Regions from separate parts of the Homo sapiens genome. Here region 1 is linked to region 2. A link is an interaction called in ENCODE POLR2A ChIA-PET data of the cell type or tissue named here. Cell type or tissue: Caco-2. All regions are shown on one strand. Each heading gives the region's core, and the rest is flanking DNA. Links, peaks and the distances in the headings are about the cores only. Region 1 overlaps PGS1 (phosphatidylglycerophosphate synthase 1). Region 2 holds the start of LOC124904071 (a long non-coding RNA gene).

Region 1 (10,742 bases), core at 1,341-9,340, 1.4 Mb before region 2:
GAAATGCTGTGAGGCAGGGGAGACATTGATTTTATGCTGCTGTTGCCTGTTCCCCCGCCCCCGACCATGTTTCATTAGTGAATATGAGACTCTAGGCCCCTTGGGGCCTCGGGTTGATGGGTTGCTGTGCACCTTTCCCATTGTCCGGTGGTTTCTGCTGCACTGAAGGGTCCTTCGCTCTCCTCTCTTGAGCTTTGCAGGAGGGTGGCCCAGGATTTGGGAAACCCAGGCAGCGAGCCCTGCGTTACACATCTAGGCCCTTCATCTGCAAGCTGATGCCTGTGAGTGTCATCACCCCCTCTAGAGACGGGGGTGGGGGAGGAACAGCTGTTTCCCACCTCTGCACTGGGTGGCCACGGCCAGTCGCAGACTTCCAGGATCCACAGAGGCAGCACCTTCTGCTGTTGACTAAGGTTTTCTTGGCAGTGAATCGGCAGTGACAGACCGGTGGGCTTTCTGGGAAGTGCAGCTGTGGGCCATCTGTTGTCTGTGCAGGGACATTTACGAAGCCTGGGAAGATTGAGGGCTTTATCATGAAGCAAGTGAGTGAAATCATCTTCCTGGAATTTGTGGCCATTCAGGCCTTGGGATGTTTGAGCATCCTCTCCCCCACGTCCCTCTTGAGGTCACACACTGAAGAGGATTTTCCTGCTGCTGTTTGCAGGACTAGGATTCATAGTAGGTCAGGTCTGTGTGGGGCTCTGGGTGTGCGGTCCCTCCACCCCCATCTCCCGCAGGTTTTTAGTCATTGAGCAGCAGAAATGAAGTTCTGTGGGCAGAAATTCATCTCCTTCAGCCTTGGCCTCAGTGGAGTGTGGAGTCCGCTGGGGTGCAGCTTTATGTGGTCGAGCTAACACTGGCCAGAAATGGTGTGTGACCCCACCAAACAGGATGTGTCTGATGGTGAATGAGTATGGCTCATCATCACTCTTTTTTTTTTCTTCTTTGAGATGGAGTCTTGCTCTGTTGCCCAGGCTGGAGTGCAGTGGCACCATCTCAGCTCACTGCAATCTCCGCCTCCCAGGTTTAAGCGATTCTCCTGCCTCAGGCTCCTGAGTAGTTGGGATAACAGGCATCTGCATCATGCCCGGCTAATTTTTTTGTATTTTTATTTTTAGTAGAGATGGGGTTTCACCATGTTGGCTAGGCTTATCTTGAACTACTGACCTCAGGTAATCTGCACGCCTCGGCCTCCCAAAGTGGTGGGATTACAGGCGTGAGCCACCGTGCGCGGCCACGGCTCATCATCACTCTTGAGAGGAGCTCATTTGCTCCCGTCTCTCCCTGCTCCAGCTTTTCTTTCCGAGTCTGATTTTGATTGATTGAGACAGGGTCTCGCTGTGCCACCCAGGCTGGAATGCAATGGCATGATCATAGCTGGGAGAACAGCCTTGAACTCTTGGGCTCAGGAGATCCTCCTGCCTCAGCCTCTTGAGTAGCTGGGACTACAGGTTTGTGCTACCATGCCCAGGTAACTTTTTTTTGAGACAGAGTCTCGTTCTGTCACCCAGGCTGGGGTGCAGTGGTGCGATCTCGCCTCACTGCAACCTCCACCTCCCTGGTTCAAGCAATTCTCCTGCCTTAGCCTCCCAAGTAGCTGGGACTACAGTCACATACCACCACGCCCGGCTAATTTTTGTATTTTTAGTAGAGAGGGGGTTTCACCATATTGGTCAGGCTAGTCTCAAACACCTGACCTTAGGTTGTCTACCTGCCTCGGCCTCCCAAAGTGCTGGGATTACAGGTGTGAGCCACTGCACCCAGCCTGCCCAGCTAATTTTAAACAATTTTTTGTAGACACTGGGTCCTGCTATATTGCTCAGGCTGGTCCTGAGCTCCTTGACTCAAGCATTCGTCCTGCCTTGGCCTCCCAAAGTGCTAGGATTATAGGCCTGAGCCACCATGCTCGGCATAAATTGGATTTTTAAAGAGAAAAGTTTCTTTTTCTGGGTGCTTCCTTGAATAGAAATCTTGTTTATCTCATGAGTCATAAAGCGGGGCATCTGGGCTGTAATCATCAGACTTCTGCCAGACTTACCCTTCTGCTAGGTGTCTTTTAGTGGTGGCTGCAGGCAAATATTTTTGAGGTAGATTCATTAGAACGTTGCCATGTGGTAGCTAACCATGTGGTAGCTTTTATGAGTTTACTTGTGGATGCTCTAAATTTGGTTCCTGAGTTGTTTGGAATTAAAGTTTGGGATTTATCTATAGGTATTGACACTTCTCAAGTTGCTCAGTTAGTAGGCTCTTTAAGGAATAAGAGGAAAGGGGGCTGAAGGAAAAATCCTTTAGCAGAGCTTGAGTTGGGCTCACTTTTTAAAATGTTCTAGAAAATCTGACATTCATAACACAAGCAACGCACCCATCTCCCAGCCCCTCTTCACTCCCCAGTAACTGAGGGGGGCTTCTGCAGAAGTATTTGAGGTATTTGAGGTGTGACCCAGTTGCATATTTCTTTAACCAGGTCACCATGGCTGTTATTGGCTCCCTTGCTGTCCCCAGCTGTTCCCCAGGTCACCTCCCCACCTTGCTGCCTGTGTCCAGAAGGCGTGCACCGGTTCCAGTGGATCAGAAACCTGGTTCCAGAATTTGGAGTCTCCAGTTCTCACGTTAGGGTGCTTTCTTCCCCGGCAGAGTTTTTCGAGCTCATGAAGGTAAGTGGTATCTAAAGGAAAGAAGTTTGAGTTAGAGCTTTTGGGGGATCAGGTTGGTGAGTCCTGAGTGCTTTCTAGTCTAGAAACTTTGGATAGCTGCTCAAGCTTATTCCTTCTGGGTTTTACCTGTCAGGTTTCAGCTTCATAGATGGTTGAGCTGAGCCACAGTCAGAAACTTGCCTGTGGGGCCAGCGTCTCAGGTGGAGAAGCTCTGAGAAGGCAACAGTGAGAACAAGGACCTAGACCTTATTTTTATTTACTAATTTTGTTATTTTTGAGAAGGGGGTCTCACTATGTTACCCAGATGGGTCTTGAACCACTGGGCTCAAGTGATCCCCCTGCCTCGGCCTCCCAAAGTACTGGCCACTGTGTGCGGCCACGGGCCTAGACTTCGATTCTTTTTTTTTTTTTTTGAGATGGAGTCTCGCTCTGTCACCCAGGCTAGAGTGCAGTGGCTCAATCTTGGCTCACTGCAAGCTCCGCCTCTCGGGTTCACGCCATTCTCCTGCCTCAGCCTCCCGCATAGCTGGGACTACAGGCGCCTGCCACCACGCCCAGCTAATTTTTTGTATTTTTAGTAGAGATGGGGTTTCACTGTGTTAGCCAGGATGGTCTCGATCTCCTGACCTCGTGATCCACCCGCCTCGGCCTCCCAAAGTGCTGGGATTACAGGCATGAGCCACCGCGCCCGGCCTAGACTTTGATTCTTATGGGCGCACTGATTCCTTTTCCTCCATGGTGAAGTTGTGGACCACGGGAAGGGAGGTTGGTGAGGACTGAGGACCCGTGGGTCACATGGGTATGTCCTTGCTAAAGGTGACAGGGGAGGAGGGCATCTTTATCTAGTCTGTGTATGATGGACCCCTAACCCGGGAATCATCTCCAAACACAGTAGTGTCATCTTGGTAGATGTAGTAGGAAGTAAAAACTCGTGGGTGCGATTTGATATGCATGAAGAGGCCTTTCAAAGTAACTGGGAATCTAGACATCCTGGGTCTAAGGCTTGTAGTCTTGGTTCTTTAGGGACTCTGTCTTAAGTGTGTGCCTTTCCTCTCCTGGTAGTGATGTAAGTTTTGCATTTGGGGGGTTCAGCTTTCAACATGTTACTCAGGTTTACATGCCACATCTGGTTATTCTGGTTAAACTGCTCATTGGAATGAACACTAATCAACACTGATTTTTAACAGCATGAACTCTGAGTTTGTATTAGCAGTGATATTAGAATGAAGGTCTAGGCCAGGCGTGGTGGGGCCTATGCCTGTAATCCCAGCACTTTGGGAGGCTGAGGCCGGTGGATCACCTGAGGTCAGGAGTTCGAGAACAGCCTCGTCAACGTGGTGAAACCCTGTCTCTACCAAAAATACGGAAGGGTGGCACACACCTGTGGTCCTAGCTAGTCAGGAGGCTGAGGCAGGAGAATCGCTTGAACCCGGGAGGTGGAGGTTGCAGTAAGCCAAGATCGCGCCATTGCACTCCAGCCTGGGCAACAGAGCGAGACTCTATCTCCCAAAAAAAAAAAAAAAAAAAAAAAAAAGAATGAAGGTCTGATGGGGCCAGGCAAGCAGGTAGAATGCTGAGAGACAATAGGAAATCTGGGTAGAGACTCCCCTTTCACCTTTGTGCAGAAAATGAACTCACTCATTTGAGTGCCTGCCCATTTTCTCTCCTTTTGCGCTTTTGTTCTGTTTGTTGATCCACGCTTAGCTTGACTGGCTCATTCAGAGTGCATTCTTTGTGTGCACACAGGCGTGTCCTTTTGTTCTCCCCTCTCACCTGCCTCCCTGCTCTGCTCACCTGTCCTTGTTTGTACCGAATGATGCTGCAACTGTTGGCTCTTTGCTCCTAATTGATTTTCTCCTTGGCTTGAAGAAACAGGTTTTTCTTTTCTTTTCTTTTCTTTTTTTTTTAAGACGGAGTTTCGCTCTCGTTGCCCAGGCTGGAGTGCAATGGCACGATCTCGGCTCATCACAACCTCTGCCTCCTGGGTTCAAGTGATTCTCCTGCCTCAGCCTCCTTAGTAGCTGGGATTACAGGCATGCACCACCATGCCTGGCTAATTTTATATTTTTAGTAGAGACAGGGTTTCTCCATGTTGGCCAGGCTGGTCTCGAACTCCCGACTTCAGGTGATCCGCCTACCTCGGCCTCCCAAAGTGCTGGGATTACAGGCATTAGCCACCGTGCCCAGCCTGAAGAAACAGGTTTTTCAAAGGCAGTTTTCTCTGTCCTAATTGACTCTGGGAGGATGACTGACTGTCTCCACATAGTGATCCCCTGGCCAGGAGGTCGGGCCCTGCCTGAGGAGGGTGGGCTTGCAGAGAGCAGGAAGGGGCAGAGAGGCTTGCCTCAGCAGGCCGAGAAGACCCCAGGGCCTCCTTTCCCTGCCATCTGGGCTGAAGTGTGGGCAGATTCTTCTGGTTTGTGTCACACCGAGTAGCACGTGTTTCTTCCCAGGGCGCACAGCGAGAAGGGAGGACAGTGCTGGTTTCTGCCTGGTCCCCATGTCTTCATTATAGCTGTGGGGCCTGGTGTCCTGTAGTAAACAGTCAGATATGCTTCGGTTGCCTGAACTAAATTGTCTTATGCCTTATTTATTTTTTCCCTTTCTTTATAATCATCACCCCCACAAACATCTGTTTTAATTGGTAACAAAACAAAGGAAATAGCAACCTTGGGAAGTTGCTTTGTTTTTTCCTTGTCCGGAAGCCTTTCCTAGTGATTGTTCATGTTTCTGTCTAGTCAAGTTGCCTGTCTTCCTGTGTTGACAATGCAGGGTGGGCTGTGTTGTTCCTTCTCATAGGGAAGCAGGTAGATGTGAAGCTGCCTCCCTCTCACCTGGGTCTCCTATGTATCTTTTGGGGGTTTGACCTATGGTAGCACTGCCATTCTTTGTACCCCTGCCTCCTTCTCTGGGGTGGAGCTGCTAGGGAGAGGCCCCCTGGCTGTTAGGACTGATTTGGGGTATCATCTTGGGGCACTGATGTGTTCTGCTCATGTGTCTATATACCTGTCCATCTATGTTTCAAGAGTGATTCGTGCCCAGTATGGACATTGGAAACTGCAGATGGGTAGAAGGTAAAGAGGGCAGGTTTGAGACAGAATCTTGCTCTGTTGCCCAGGCTGGAGTGCAGTGGTGTGATCACAGCTCATTGCAACCTCTGCCTCCTGGGTTCAAGTGACTCTTCTGCCTCAGCCTCCCAGGTAGCTGGGATTACAGGCACGCGCCACCATGGCGTGGCTAATCTTTATGTTTTTAGTAGAGACAGGGTTTCGCCATGTTGGCCAGGCTGGTCTCAAACTCCTGGCTTCAAGTGATCTGCCTGCCTCGGCCTCCGAAAGTGCTGGGATTATAGGCGTGAGCCACTACACCCAGCCTGCCTTCATTCTTCTTAATGGCCGTGTTGCATTTTATAGTTGGCCTAGACTGAGCTTTACTTTTCAGGCTGAGTATTTTCATTTAGGATTGTGGGACCTTATTTGGGAGGTTACCATACACGTTTCGAGCTTGCTTTAAATATTAATTGGTGAAGACATAGGATAGTTCAGCTTGGAGTGGGATTTGCCTCCCAGGTCAAAGGGTTCTGTTTTCTTAGTGAACCATGAAAATGATGAATTTGAATTTTGAATTTTTCTCCTCTCTCAGGGGCAGATAAGAGTAGCCAAGAGGCGGGTCGTGATGGCATCCCTCTACCTGGGGACAGGTCCTTTGGAACAGGAGCTGGTAAGGTTTATGGGGAGATGGTTGTGGCAGCAATAGTGAATGGGCCCCAACATGCCACAGCTTTTTGTGCCATGCAGTTGGTGTGGAGCTGCCTTTCCTTGGCCTCCATGTCAGAGCCAGCTCTTGTTTTTGTTGCCCCAGATATGGGCATGTCAGGAGGGCCTGGTGAGGAGAGCATGGGGGAGGGCCTGGTGAGGAGAGCTTGAAGAGGTCTGGTCTGGGCCTTCTAGGCCTCACTGGCAGTGTCCTCCTACCCACACAGGGCCCCAGGCAGCTCTGTCTGCCAGTTCAGGGCTTGGCCGACTGTGGCCTGCCACCTGTTATGGTGTAGACTGTGAGCTAAGAAAGAATGGTTTTTACATTTTCAAATAATTGGGGAAGAGAAAAAATAATATTTTGTGACTTATGAAAACTTTAAATTTCTGTATTGGTAAACAAACTTTTGTTGGAACACAGCCACACTCATTCATTTGTGTATTGTCTGTGGTCACTTTCATGCTGCAGTGGCAGAACGGGGTAGTTGTGACAGTGCCCATTTGGCCCGTAAAGCTCCAAATATTTACTCTCTGGCCGTTTACACAAAAGGCTTTCTGACCCTGTACTAGACAAACGGACCTGAGTGCAAGTTGGGCTGGCTGGCTCGTTCTGCCAAGGGCTGGTGTCAAGTGCCAGGGCTGCGGCCAGCCTTGTTTCCCTCGGACTTGCTGTTGTGCCACACTTGTCACTTACAGTGAGATAGGTGGGTGGGAAGGAGCCAGCAGTCACCAGGTTTATATGAGGTGTTGGGGCCAGCGCAGGTTCTGGTGCATGGCGGGATCTGAGGCTCAGCTGAAGTGAGTCTGTGAATGAGATCACTGCTTTCTCTTGGGTCTCCTGGGATTGCTTTCCGCTCGGTATAGTGAAACAGACGGGCCCATTGCCCAGAGTTAGTGCCGTTTCTTGGTCTGTCCTTGTTCAGAGTTACTGGTGGGAGCTATAGGGATTGGAGTGTGGAGAGGGAGGTGCAGTGGGTTCACACCTCCCCTTTCTGCCTCTCCTAGGAAGGAGGCCTCCCTCTTTTTTTTTTTTGAGACGGAGTTTTGCTCTTGTTGCCCAGGCTGGAGTGCAATGGCGCGATCTCGGCTTGCCGCAACCTCCGCCTCCTGGGTTGAAGCGATTCTCCTGTCTCAGCCTCCCGAGTAGTTGGGATTACAGGCATGCGCCACCCCCCCAGCTAATTTTGTATTTTTAGTAGAGACGGGGTTTCTCCATGTTGGTCAGGCTGGTCTTAAACTCCTGACCTTGGGTGATGTGCCCACCTTGGCCTCCCAAAGTGCTGGGATTAGAGGCCTGAGCCACTGCGCCCGGCCGCCTCCCTCTATTTTTAGGATATACCCTCCACTCCAAGCCTGGAAGCCTGTGTGTTCTCATGGGAGAAGAATGGAATGTCCGCACTGCGGAGAGTGGCCAGTGGGCAGGCCGTGTCTTGGATTCATTCATCTGCCAAATATTTACTAAGCACTCTTTACGAGGAGGGCACTGTTGGTTGTGTCTGTGAGGATTGTCTGTGTTGAAATGTACGTGAGACCTGGTGTCGTAGCGTTTCCAGGGTGGCACGGGCTGGCTGTCAGGCAGCACGCCTCTGCCTGCAGGTCCCTTTCCATTCCTGGAGGCCTGGGCCGATCAGGCCCCTGGGTGCTTCTTCTGATGATCATGAAGGTGCTCTCAGACAGATAGCTTTTGTGGTGTTGGTGTCCGAGTGCTGATGGCACAAACCTATCTTTGGAGAAGATGACGAGGGCACTAGCCGATGGGGCGATTTGTTTTTCTTTAAATACACACACCTCTTTGGGTCTTAATCTTCTTTTCTGTGTTCTTTCTTGGTAGGTGGACTGCCTGGAAAGTACTCTAGAAAAGTCACTCCAAGCAAAGTTTCCTTCAAATCTCAAGGTCTCCATTCTCTTAGACTTCACGCGGGGCTCACGAGGTAGGTGGCATGCAAGCCTGGCCCCTCCTGCTTCCTGTGTCAGATCCTCAGTCCCAAGAGGGGTTACTGTCACCCCCTCATCCCCAGGCAGAGTCAAGGCTATTTGAAGATCATCCAAGCTGGCCCAGGGCTGCCTGATTGTGTGAGTTAGGATTTTTTTCTTCAGCAAGTGACTGAAAGCCCAACTAAAAACAGCTTAGGCAGGAGCCGAGTGCAGTGGCATGCCCTGTAGTCCCACTTGCGTGGGAGGCTGAGGTGGGAGGATTGCTTGAGCCAGGAGTTTGAGTCCAGCCTGGGCAACATAGCCAGACTTTGTCTCATGAAAAACTGCCTTAGGCAAAAAGACTTTTTGTGGACTCCTGTGACTGATCTGCTTTGGGTGGCTTGTGATTTGGGGTTTGGCCGTGTCACCAGGATTCATCCCCTAGCTGTTTCCTTTGGGCTGGCTTCCTTCTCAGGCTCTGTGTGGTGGCCCCTGGTGGCTTAGGCTTGTCTCCCCATGACACCTTGTCTTTTGGAAGAGTCTGATTCCATGAGAATCGGGTCAAAGCTCCTGACTGGCCTGACGGTGGCATGCCCAGCTGGGAGCTTGGAGTGTGCCGAGTAGCCCAGCCCAGGCCTGCGTGCTCCCTCATGGAGCTGGGGGTGAGGGGCAAGGTGGGTAGGGTCGTCTTCACCCAGAGCAGAAATGCTGCGAGTGGGTGGGGTAGTGCCCCAGGAGAAGGTTGGGTGCAGTTACCAGGAGAAGGGTGAATGGGTGCTGTGTGGCAAGAAGAGCAGGCGTCTGCCACGCTGAGGACTTCAGGCCTGAGACATGGCCAGCATGCAGGACAGAGGTTGGCCTGGAAGTCCTCTGGCTAGGAGTAGCCCCAGCTGGTGTGACTGATTCAGGTGGACGGCACAGGTGAAGGCGAGGCCACGTGGAGGTGGCTCCTCATTGGGGGCAGGACGCCTTCCTGTTGTGAGTCAGGTGCCGTTTTCTCTGTCCGTGTTCAGGCCGGAAGAACTCCCGCACAATGCTGCTCCCACTCCTGCGGAGGTTCCCAGAGCAGGTCCGAGTCTCCCTCTTTCACACGCCGCACCTCCGTGGGCTGCTTCGGCTCCTCATCCCTGAGCGCTTCAACGAGACCATCGGCCTCCAGCACATTAAGGTGTACCTCTTCGACAACAGCGTCATCTTGAGCGGGTGAGTGCTTCCCACCGTCAGTGCTTTTGCCCTCCTGCTCTGCAGGCTGGAGGGCAGTGGAATAGGAACAGTGGGAAACCCGTTCCCCTCAGTCTTGGAGAACCTGCTTGTAGGTCTGGCTGCTGTGCACCCGCGGCACCTCCCCGACACTGTCTCTGCCACTGAGGCTAGAATTCCCCGGGGGCTGACTGGAAGCCACTGTTGACAGGGCACTTAGTCTGTGCTGGCCACTCAGGTATGTTGTCTGTTTCCACCCTCAGTGACCCTCTGTAGTATTTTCCTCACTGTGTACATGTGGAAACAGATCAGAGAGGATGAGTCACTTTGTCAGGTAGACAGAGCCAGAAAAATAAACAAGAGTCAGACCTGGAAGTCCAGGTCCTTAGGCTGATAAATATGGGCCCTTTCACAGGCCCTCCCCTCGGCAGTGGGGCCAGGATTGGGTTGCTGGTGCTGAGAGAAAGCCCTTGATTGCATCCTTGCTCTGGGACTGTACCAGTGGCAGCTGTCACTTAGTGGGACAGAGAGAACAAACAAACATGGGCGCTGATAAATAGCCCTGCATGGGCCGGGCGCAGTGGCTCACGCCTGTAATCCCACATTTTGGGAGGCTGAGGCAGAGGGATCACCTGACGTTAGAAGTTCAAGACCAGCCTGGACAACATGGTGAAGCCCCGTCTCTACTAAAAATACAAAAATTAGCTGGGTGTGGTGGCACACACCTGTAATCCCAGCTACTCGGGAGGCTGAGGCAGGAGGATCACTTGAACCTGGGAGGCGGAGGCTGCAGGGAGCCAAGATCATGCCACTGCACTCCAGCCTGGGCGACAGAATGAGATTGTCTCAAAAAAAAAAAAAGCCCTGTGTGGTTAGTTGACTTTCTGTGTCTGCATCTCCTCTTCTCAGCTACACTGTCGGCTCCTTGAGAGGAGGAGGCTGTGGGTCACTTTGCTGTGTCACCTTGGATCAACTCTGGCTTTGTCTTTTGCACGTGTTCATTGCTGAGTAGCTATTTGTTAACTGCATCTTGACCTGAGTTTGTCACCCCCCTGCTAGTTCACCTGAGACCTGGGTCACCAGGACACGCTGCTGCATACCCTTGCCTGAGTCCTCCTCACCTGCATCTTCCCTCCCTGTAGTGCAAACCTGAGTGACTCCTACTTCACCAACCGCCAGGACCGCTACGTGTTCCTGCAGGACTGTGCGGAGATTGCCG
Region 2 (10,742 bases), core at 1,480-9,479:
TGTCTGAACGAACAGCGCGTCGAGGACGCTCAGATCTCCCAGTGACCCTCGCGGGCCGCCCGTGGGAGGCCGCCGACGGCCGCGTCCTTAATCATAAAAAGTCATTCCCGGTAACAAATAGTTTCGTCGGCCGGTGCCAGCGATACAGCTGTTTCTGTTTAAGCTTAAATACTTTCCAACAGTTTGGGCAGTAAAAATAAAGTCGGCCTCAGCCGCCTGTAAGTGTCTGGTTTCCCCGCCCAGAGAAAGCCCACCCTCCGCCCTGGGCCCGGGTCCCTCTGCCTGTCCCGCCCGCCTCCTCTTGGAATCCGCTGCCCGCCAAGGACAACAGCGCCCCAGCCCCGCACCGGCCGCCTCAGCCCCTCGAGCTGGCTCCAGGGCCACTGTGGAAGTGGGAGGGAGGGGGCCTTCCCAGAGTGGGCCGGGGGGACCTGACCCGCCTGGCCTCGCGCCCTACCCCCACCCCTGGCAAGCTCTCCCGCACCCGCGAAGAGCGGTGATTTTCCTTCAGATAGGGTTTCTGGAACCCGCTTCCCGGAGTTGTGCTTGCCCTTGATGCCTTTACTGATCATGGGGTTTGCGCTAGGCGTGCAGAGGGCGATGGTTTCAGTTTCTCCCCAAAAAAGATAGCTGTAGTCGTTCCTCCATGCGTTCTTTCCATTTTCCTTCCTTCCTTCCTTCTTCCTCCCTTCCTTCCTCCCATCCTTCCTTCCTTCCGTCTCCCTCTCTTTCTGCCCCATTCTCCCTTCTTTGCCTAAATACCTCTGAAACTTGAAGAAATGGAACCCCTGATGCTGGCAGGTGCGGCCCCCTCCTCTGGATAGGGTCTTAGGTAATTATCTTAGCTTCCCCACCCAATTTTCCACCTGTCTTTGTGCCTGATGGCGATTATTTCGGAAATGCTTGCTCTAAACAAAACTATCGCTTGCGAAAAGTCTGAGTTTGCAAACGTCGGGGAATCCTGCAAAGCTTGTGGCAAAGGTGGAACTCGATTCAGAAGGAAGGAAGAGGTATAGAATGATCTGAGGGCAGGGAGCCTGGCTCTTGTCAGTAGCAGACGCGCTCAGTCCCGCCAAGGAAGGCAATCCCCAACGGGGCAGAGTGTGTCTCATCCCTGCCTGGCGCAACCCCTGCCCCCCAACCCGTGAGAGAGCAGCGTTGCAGGGGGTGTGAAAACAGGTCACCGGGCAACCTCATTCCTCGACAGTTTGGAGACAAAGCGGGAGGTGGCGGTCTGAGAAATGGGAGCCCACCTCCCGGGCTCTGGCTGGGTGGGCGCGGGAGGAAGCCCTGTGTTCCGGGAGAGGGTGCTAGCATGCGTGGGCGTGGAGGGGGAGGAGGTTTGCAGTCATTCCAGCCGGGTCAGATCCAGACCGAGAGGACAGGTCAGCTGGTGGCATGGTCTTAGGAACCCACAGAAAGAGGATCCTTGCTCCCCACCTTTCTTATCAACCCCCTTCCCCAACCGACTCAATTCTCGCCACCTCCCTTTTCTCCATACAACCGCTTTCCTGTTTCAAAGTTAGATAATTGCCTTTCCCACCTACACGTCCCAGGAGCAAACAAAACAAAGTTGTAAAAGACAAGACACGCTACTCTTAATCCCATTGCTCGGCGGTCCGCTGCTCAGGCTGCGGCTGCCAGGTTGGCGTGCGCCGCCTCTGCAGTAAATAAGGTAACTGCTTCCTATTACTTTAGCCCCATATGGCTGCAATTTGAGTGTCTTTAGAGACGGTGCGTGTGTTGGGGCGGGGGATGGGGGGAGTGAAAGTGGAAATCAAATGCTCTCAGATCGCATTTTTATGAAGGAAATTGTCGGCGATTCTCTTAACAGCCACCCCCTCTCCTGAGATGAGCTGCCCCGTTTCTTTGTTTACGGAAATGCGGGCGCCCGCCCTCCTAGGGACACCTGCTTCCCAAACCCCTAGGTCTCCGGCCCTGTTCCGCACTCTTCTGGCGACCTGGGCGCACGGCCCGCGACTGCCCTTCCCGACAAAGGGTCTGCGACCTGCTCCCGGGAGCCCGCCCTACCCTTGGCCCCAGCCTCTAAAAGGTGCCAGGACTCTGCCCTCGATGCTGCAGCCTCCTGAGAGCCCGGAGTTTGGGGGCCCTCTTAGGCCTCCCTGGGCCCGCGGACCACGGACTCGTCCTCCGGGAGGGAGGGTGGAGGCTGGAGCACTCCAAGGAGAGGGGCGGACGGGCCCCAGCGGGGCGCTGGGCTCCTGGGTCTTGGGCCAGGCCGGCAAGCCCTAGCGCGTCCTCTAGCTTGAGGATGAGGCCGGCCCGGTTCTTTGGGAGCGTTTCAACTTCGCGGCTTGGCGGGCGTCGGACCTGCCCGGTCTTGGCCGCGGACGCGGGCAGATTTGGAAGCCAACCGTTTGCCTCGGGCGGGCCGGCAGTGAAATGAGCGCGGGCGGCTCCGAGGCGTGGCCTTGTGGCCAGTGGCTTACCTCCCGCGGTCCCGGAGCCGGGCGGGCGTCCCGCAGCGCTGCTTCCTAGACGCCGAGCTAGGGCTGGGCGCCTGCCGCCTGCTGCGGGAATGCCGCAGGGTGACCCGACATTCTGGAAACTGGTCCCAAGGCCCAGCCTGGGTGACTGGAAGTGAGGTTGTCCAGGTTTCTGGCCTTGGTTCCCGCCGCTAGTTGTTCCCAAGAGCAAGAAGCTCCCACCTTTCCTGTCCCACTTTCTCCTCCCTAGGAGACATCCACACATCCTCCTTGTTAGAGAAGCACTGGAACAGGCTGCAAAGGATAAGAAGGGGCTGCCCACTCTACAGGAATCTCCCACAAGGCTGCACACATTCTAGAAGCCACATTTCTGCCTTAAACCCCGGAAACTGAAATCAGGCCCCCTTTCTTCCCCTCCACAGGAAGAAAATATCCCCTCAGAGTTAAGCAACATCTATTGCTTAACTAGTTGCCCTATATCTAGGGCCTGCGTTATCCCAGTTAACATTCACAACAGCCAGGTAACATCAGTTCCCTTACCCCCATTTTCTAGATGAGGAAAGCGAGGCACCGCGGGGCCAAGTCACTTGCTCAGGGGCACGCAGCAGGGGTTCTGCCTGAGAAGCCGTAAGCTCACGTCCCTAAAGCTCCGCAGCAGGGGCTTTGGATCCTTGTGAATTTCAGCTCCTCCAAGGCTTGAGGAAAGAATTCAAGAAAGGTCCAGTGGAGCCTCGTGGAAGCGCAGAGCAGTGCTCCAGCAGGAGGACCCTCAGAGCCCTCGGCAACAAGGATGAGACTGGAACAATAGAGACAGGAGGGAGTTCTAGGGGCCGATTTAAGTCAACTGGAAGCTGGATGTTGGTGGGCGTTTTCGCTTTTTTTTTTTTTTAATGCTAGAGCACAGTGGCTAAAAAAGGTGGGCTCTGGGGCCAGCCTGCCTGGGTTCCAATGCACTTGCTGGCTGTGTGCCCTTGTGCAAGTTACTTAACCTCTCTGTGTTTCAGCTTCCATAACTATAAGAAAAGGAATATTAGCACGTTTTCCCAACAGAGCCCATGGGGGGTTCAATGAGATATGGAAGCACCCCCACACTGTCAGGCACAGGCAAATGCTCAATAAATGTTCATTATTAGTTACTGTTGTTGCTGTTATTGGTGTTCTGAGACCAGAACAAACTCATAGGACCTAGTGATTCTGTTCTGACTTTCCCCAGGAACTCCAGTATCAGCCTCGGCTGTCCCTTCTTCTCCATGAGGGGCAAGCCCAGAGAGGGTGCTCAGCACACACCCATCCTTCCCTGGGAAACGGACCGTATGCTGCTTAGAGGCAGTTTTGATTCATTCCTTGGGCATCTGGACCGGTTGGGCCACGTGGGCTCGCTGGGAAAACGCGCCGGCGTCCCCTCGGAGCGCCGAGGCCGGGCGAGCTGAGGGTGCGGTGCCGCTGGAGCACGCGCACAGCGCCCGAACCAGCACGCATGCGCGCCGCGGGCCGGCCCCATTTCCGCCCCCCCCCCACGCGCCCCCCCATCACACGCACACCCAATCCCCGGACTGCTCGCTGGTGCTGCTTGTGAGACCCATTCCTAGGAGCCCCAGGCGCCCTTGGGGAGCAGAAAGAGGCGGTCCAGAGTTGGGCCGGACAACCGCAACCTGGAAGGAGTCCGGGAGTCCTTGGGTCTGGGCGCTCAGTTCTCACGGTCTGGGGAGAAGGGGCTCAGACGGGACGGACTAGGCACAGCCAGGGGCGGGGACTGCGAGAGGCGAGGGGAGGCCGGCAGGGTGTGGCGGCAGAGCAGCCCGGGACAAGTGAGCGGCCTAGAGATCAAGGCCTTGGAGTCCCGTCCGAGAGCAGGACGTTATCAGAAACCTCCAGCCCCAACCCCTGCCTGGAGATGCCCGGGGCGCGCTGACTCTGTTCTCGCATCACCCCGGGCCCTGGCTCAACGCGTGAGCAGCCTGTGGTTCCAGATACCCCGAGTGGAGAGTTTGACCCCAGATTCTGCCTGCACTGACAGGCTTGGCCTGGCGGTTACGAGCCACGGTTGATGAGCGCCCCTCCTCCCGTGACCCAGCTCATGAGAAAGGCGGGGAGCACCAACCCTCCCACGGGAAAACACGGGGAGAGGCTGGGCGAGTCAAGGAATGGTGGCACCAGAGCCTGGGCGCAGAGAGGCAGCTGGACCTCCTGGGCTCCCTTGAGCCGGAGCTCCGCCAGGGTGGGCACTTCTGCCTCCAGCGATGCTGGGTGCCACAGTCCTCCCGCCTCCTCCTGGACCACACGCGGCTCTCCAGAGTCCCAGGGAAGCTCCAGGGACTCCTCGGACTCCGCCTGGCGCTTCCCGTTTTTTCATTTCCTACCCCACCCCCATGCAGAAGGAATTGAAGTGACTTTTTTGCTGGGACGTCGGGACCTCAAGTCAGTTCCAAAGTGGGAGTCTCTCAGCCGGTGCCGTTCCCTTGCGAGATTGTTAACGCCAAGAGCCACAGTCCAGCTTCCCCTTTTAGAGATCAGAAAATCCTAAGTGCAGGGCCTGCCGGGTCATTCGAGAAGGCACAAGCTGCGGAGGCCAGTCTGGGGCCTCTCGCAGAACCTCGGGGAACAGAGGCGTCTGCCGGGCCGCCTACCCTCCGCAAGAGTGGGCCACGCGGGCGGCAAACCCGAGGGCAGACGTTTGGGAGCTGACCGAGAAAACGCGACGGTGCCGGCGAGGTTCTGGGCGAAGCCTCGGCGTCCTCCACTGTGGTCGACGCCTTTCCTCGCAGCCCCGGTACAGGGCTTCCTCGGTGCACCCCTAGCCGTTGCCCCGGGAGGAGGCGCCGTCTGGGACACGAAGGGGCTCGGCTGGCGTCGAGGCTCCGCGGCCAGAGCGCGGCGGCTCCGCGCACGCCCAGAAGCCGTGTTGCCGGTTCCGGGGCTGCCGGAAAGCGTGGGGCCAAGCTGCTGCTCTGTGCCCGCGCAAGCGCCTCGCTACCCGGGCGGGACCTTGCTCTCTCCGGCCGCCCTGGGCCGAGGGGTGGCTCAGCATCGTGGGGGCGGACGCAGACGGCCACTCGGCCGGGACACCGTCGGCCCGGGAGCCGTGATGCCTTTTCTCTCTGCAGCTGAAGCCTCCGATCGGTTTCCCCGCCCTTCTGTAGGAAATCAAATTCAGGGAACATGGTACCGTATTTACCCGCACAACTTCCTCCCTTGACATTTTGCACTCTCGAAGTTGGGGCAGAAGTAATTATGCAAACATCTGGGGCTGTCCCGCGCCGCTACCGGCACCGTCTTATTCATCCTGAGAGCCGCACTCCCTCATTTGCATAATAATGGCTTATCTAGAATAACACAGCAATCAGAGGCAAAATTAATTTTCTTCAGCTAGTCCTTGAGATCCTAAAAACAGAGGAGGCTTATGGCAAGAAAAGCCGGTTTAGCAGAGGGTGTAGGGTTCCTGACCAGGACCAAGGAGAGAGAAAGTTTAAAGCAGTGGAAATGTGATGTTCACGCTGAGTTTCTGTATTTTTCTAGTTTCAACCTCAGAGCTTACTTTTTGGCCAAACGGATGAAGGGGTAAGCCACCGTGGAAGTCCCAGCAGATACCCCCACCATCGCCCCATCCATCCTGGGAGGTTCGGTGGCCCTCGAGGCAGAGACATGGACTGTGGCTGGGGTATTGGGGGCAGATGTTCAATGTGTTGGGGTGTGGAGAGGGTAGATTGGCAGCCTACTGAGGATTAAAGGGGTGTCCTGCAAACCAGCTCCGGGGTCTGGGTCCGGACCTTCCAGGGACTCAGTTCCGCACCCTTTGAACAGATCAAGACAGAGCACTTCCTTGCTCTGGGATGGTCGCCTCAGCCACCGAGACAGCAGAAGTCGTTGAATTCAAAGCAGAATAAAGGGGTGCGTGGGTGGCGGTGGGGTGCCTTAAGTGGAGGAAACATCTTTTATACATTAAAAAATCTTCTTGATCTTTTTTAATACGCAGAGGAGTGGGAGGAGAAAATCCACAAATAAATATGGTAAATGAATTTGGACCAGAATTGTAATTGCAGGGCCACTTTCAGGGCAATTCCGGGCTCCAGACAATTTTTGCAGTAAAACGTGTTTCCTCCGAGGGCACCATTCTCACTTTTGCAGTCACAGAGCAGAGAGTGAGAGGAGCTCAAAAGGGCTCTGCAGCACCTCCCGTCACCCCTCTACGGACAAGAACGTCCTCTCTCTTGGAAAAGATGCAGGTTTTACGTTTAATGAGAAGGTGCCCACAGTTCAGGCTTGCAACTAAGAAGTTTGGTATCAGTCTTAAGTTCTTTTTTAAAATGAGCTTTTAAATAGTTCAGGGTTACAGGAGGAAGCCTAGGAAGGAATTGCTGTGAGTAGAGCAACCTGTGGGTGAGATGGGTAGGGGGAGGAAAAATGGGTGGAAGATCTCAGTGACACCTTCAGATGCTGTATTGGTGGGAAGGGAGGAGGGTGCCAAGGGACTGTAGGGCCTGGAAAAGGGAGTGTCTCTGGAGAGCCGGGCTGCTGGGTTGGGAGGGATAGGCCTCATTTTATCTCCTTCCTCTTCCCTTTGCGGTCATTCCCACTGCCCTTTTGAGGCAGTCTCTAACTTTTTTACACCACCCCGACGGTGCAGCCTGACTTTAGAGGTATCATCTCCTTTCCAATGTGTGTGTGTTCGTGTGTGTGTGTGCCTGTGTGTGTGTGTGTGTGTGTGAGAGAGAGAGAGAGAGAGAGAGAGAGAGAGAGAGAGAGAGACAGAGCGAGAGAGAGATCAAAGTTTCCCTAGGGGAAGGGGGCGCTCTGGGGGAGGGGCGCCCCAGGATACCCGAAGACTCCAGCTGTCCCCAGGTATTTTCCCAGCCAAAAACCTCAGGGGGAGTTGGGATTCCAGGCCTTCCATTCAGTCCCAGGTTTCTCCCTCAGTTTCTCCCTTTTGGAGAGTAGGGAGGACCTGGGATGAATAGAAGAGGAAGTGGCCAGCAGGGAGGCCTGCAGGGGTTACCAATTCTTCTGTTCCCTGAAACCTTTTCTTAGGTCTGCAAGACAGGATCTCTGGCGGACCTCATTCTCCAGCCTGCTCCAGGCATTATACGAGCTCTGGGATGGGGGTGGGCAGTCCCTTGGGGAACTGTCCTCTCTACCCCACCCCCACTCTGTCCCAAGCTGAGGGGAGGGGTTGGACCTCTCCTCTTGAGGGGGGCGCCATTCAGCCTGGAAGGGCCTGAGCAATGGGAAGGGTGTCCACTGGATAGGGGTGCAGGACACTGGGCTTCAGCCTTGGAGTGGTCTTACAGCTCCCCAGTGAGGGACAGCGGGGTGGGTACAGGTCCCTCTCAGGAGTCGGGAACATCTAAGAGCATATCCCCAAGTCTGACCCTCACTTTGCACAAGTCTGGTGTGCAGTGGTGTCCAGCCGAAATGAAGAAGGTGGGCACAGGTGGGCATGGGGGAGTCGAGGGTCTTCAGGAGCAGGTGGGGCCATCGCTGGCAGAGATCACAGAGATGTCGTTCCCAGAGTGAGGGCATCGAGTGTAGGGAAAGAAAAGGGGAGAAAGACAGGAGTGGATGTTGGGGGAGATGATTTGCCACGGCAAGACAGGGCAAGACTGAGTCACTTTCTCCCACAGCTCCTGTTGGGTCCTTCGGCACCTGCAGTCTAACCCAGGTGCCTCACCAGCTGCCTCTCTCAACACTGACTGCCCGTCCCTTCAAATCGTGGGACTAGTGGCCAGTGGAATCTGGGGAAGTGCCTCACGTGCTTGCACCACAAGATCAGGTCTCTCTCCTGGAAATCAGTGGTCCCACCTGCAGAATGGGCCAGTTCTTTCCCATTTTGTTGCTATGACAGGCATCTGTAATGGACCCACAGGATCCCAGGAAAGCAGGACTCCATACTACACACACACACACACACACACACACACACACACTTGCTGTTTTTCCAAGATGAGAAAGGAGTCCTAGGCTCGGTTTCTTCCGCAGCTTCTGTGGGTTCACGCATCCCCTTCCCTGGAAGGAAAGTTTCTGGGGCTGTCTACATGGCAGTTCCAAGGATGCCCTGGGAAGTGGTGTGTGAAGGGTTGCAGGGCCCTGGATTGTCACAGGGGGCAGGGCAGGGCAGAGGGTGGAGCTAGGCAGGACTGGAAGAAAGTGTGCAAGGGCAGGAAGGGGGTTGGATCTGATACCCACCAACCACTCATCACGGCATCTGCGAGGGAGTGCTGGGAATACCTGTTTCTACAGTGGCTCAAATGGACATGATGTGTTATGGTGTTTGTATCCCATTGGTATCTAGCCTGGCACAAGAGGGTGTACCAGAGTGCTGGGAGTGGACAGATGTAGCCACCATCCGCTGAGTGAGGGCTGCTCTGAGCCAGGCTTTGTGCTGGAGGTTTACGGGACTCTGCTTCTATTCCTCATCACAACCCTTAGAGGGAGGCTCCATTTAAAGATGAAGACACAGGCTCAGAGGGTTAAGTAACTTGTTAATGACCAAGTTAAGTCACAGGACAGAGCTCAACCTAAATCTGTCACCCAAGAGTTGAGGAGCCTAAGGGGAAGCTTCAGGGTAGCTCTTGCTGGTGTGGAACCAGGCACCTAGGGGAGCCGGGCATGGCTGTGCTGCGCTAGGGTTTGGAGCTTGGCATGAAGAGCAGCCTGTGGCAATGTCACTGGCTATGGCCAATCCCAGCCTTTGGCGGGACCAGGAGCTTAGCAGCCTGAGACCAGAGACCCACTGGCTTTTCCAGCCTCTGTCCAGCTGCTCAGGGAGTAGGACTGGCTGAGATCAATGGTAGTCAGTTTCAAGTCCCCATGCTAGGGCTCCTGGGTTCCAGGATTGACAAGCCACATTGACACAGAAGCCCATGCCTGGGCTGCTGCTGAGATGCACCTGCATAATGCATAAAACAGTGGATTGGGAATGAAATCCAGGCTTGCTCTGCCCCTGGCTAACTGGGTTACCTTGGACAAGTCTCTCTCTTTCTCCCTGCAAAACCAGCATTCGGAGCAGGCAGCCTTGGGGCCGCCAGTCTGGTCTCCATGTTCGACACCTCGAGATCATTCGTGTAGGCATATGAGGGTTTTCCTGAACCTTTTGGAAATACTTGTTGACTGTTGAGTGCTGACCACTGATGCACATGCCCAGGGCAGTACACAGAACCCTGGAGTTTGTGCCTGCCCAAGAAGCTAGGGACTCCTAGTAGGAGTGGCAGATTCCTGTCCCAGATACACCGGGTACTGGCCACCATTTTCCCAATGATGCCAGGCCCAGAGCTACCAAATACCTACTAGGAGACACAGGGTGGCAAGAGGAGGACTCCAGGGGAAGGCCTGTGTGACTAGGCTACCATTCCAGGCTCAACTCTGGCGAGGAACAATCTAAGGTGTGCTCCTCCCTCCAGCCCCACACTGCTGGCAGCAAGGCTGCAGCTCAGACTAATTCCAGGTACATTCTATAGGTGGCATCATGCTACTGGAAATGGCCTCCTTGGAGAAAGAGGCTCTCTTGTCAGCATCTCCAGGCACTGGCGAGCCGAGGCAAGGTTGACACAATCACAGTCTAAACTGCGCGGAGAAGGACACCTGAGGGGCGATGGGTATGTGCTGAGGGACAGTCCTCTCCATATTAGGGGCCACTGCTCCAGGTGCATAAGCTTCTTCCGTGCCATCCACCGGTGAGGCCTTGGGGCCTGTGGGTGTCGGGGGTCTCTCCTGCCTTCTGCCACCCGTGGGAGGTAAAGGCCTCACTGTGCACCTGGTGGGGGTGCTAGGCGGGCTACCACTAGGTCTACAACAGCATACACCTGCACCAAGTCGCCTTGCCACCAGGCTGCGTGAGAGAACTGGGTCAGTGCACCACGTGTCCTAGCCAGAGAGGCCCCTCCACACTCCCTGGACATCCTGGGGCCACTTTCACCGTCCAGACCCTTGCAGGGGCAGCTCAGACTCCTCTTCCGTGGGCAAACAGACCAGCCAGAAGTGGGGAGAGGGAAAGCAAGTGGGGCGTCCTGTTCGAGACGGACACTGAGGTCACCAGCACAGGCAGGCGTCAATCTGACCAAGGAGACCAGGATCTCAGGAGGCTTCACCCAGGACCCACCGCCCCTCTGGCAGAGAATCCCTGAGATGACTCCTTCCTTGCCCAGATCCGGCCCTGATGGCTTCAATCTTCCGAGCTGGGGGGCCTGTCCCCTATCCCCCCAGCCTCTTGCAGCCTGCCGTCAGGAGCAGGGCTGGCACAGCGACAGAGAAGAAAGGTGTGACAGCGACACCTCTCACCTCTCCCTTCCACCACCTGGCTGG

Evidence for each region. Peaks named below come from ENCODE experiments on the same cell type or tissue, not always from the same donor. Only the 100,000 strongest peaks of a DNase experiment are listed, where the experiment ranks them.
Region 1: POLR2A ChIA-PET joins it to region 2 with 11 read pairs; 2 of 35 experiments call an interaction of 5 or more read pairs at or near these places.

Annotation. Positions count from the first base shown.
Region 1 is chr17:78,390,012-78,400,753 of GRCh38, forward strand. PGS1 (phosphatidylglycerophosphate synthase 1) reads left to right here. Exons shown (of 10, transcript NM_024419.5): 2 at 2,465-2,654; 3 at 6,297-6,374; 4 at 8,241-8,340; 5 at 9,337-9,526; 6 at 10,666-10,742. LOC124900399 (small nucleolar RNA SNORA30/SNORA37 family) reads left to right here and starts at 9,924; the gene lies at 9,924-10,052. RefSeq lists an enhancer at 10,517-10,742. In Caco-2, for the core only: no CTCF peak of the experiment used is centred there; no DNase peak of the experiment used is centred there.
Region 2 is chr17:79,798,951-79,809,692 of GRCh38, forward strand. It overlaps LOC124904071 (a long non-coding RNA gene), which reads left to right and starts at 9,647. Exons shown (of 2, transcript XR_007065928.1): 1 at 9,647-10,036. RefSeq lists a silencer at 5,343-5,442 and an enhancer at 10,183-10,312. In Caco-2, for the core only: no CTCF peak of the experiment used is centred there; DNase peaks (open chromatin) are centred at 1,677, 1,961, 2,480 and 5,391; H3K4me3 peaks cover 3,001 bases.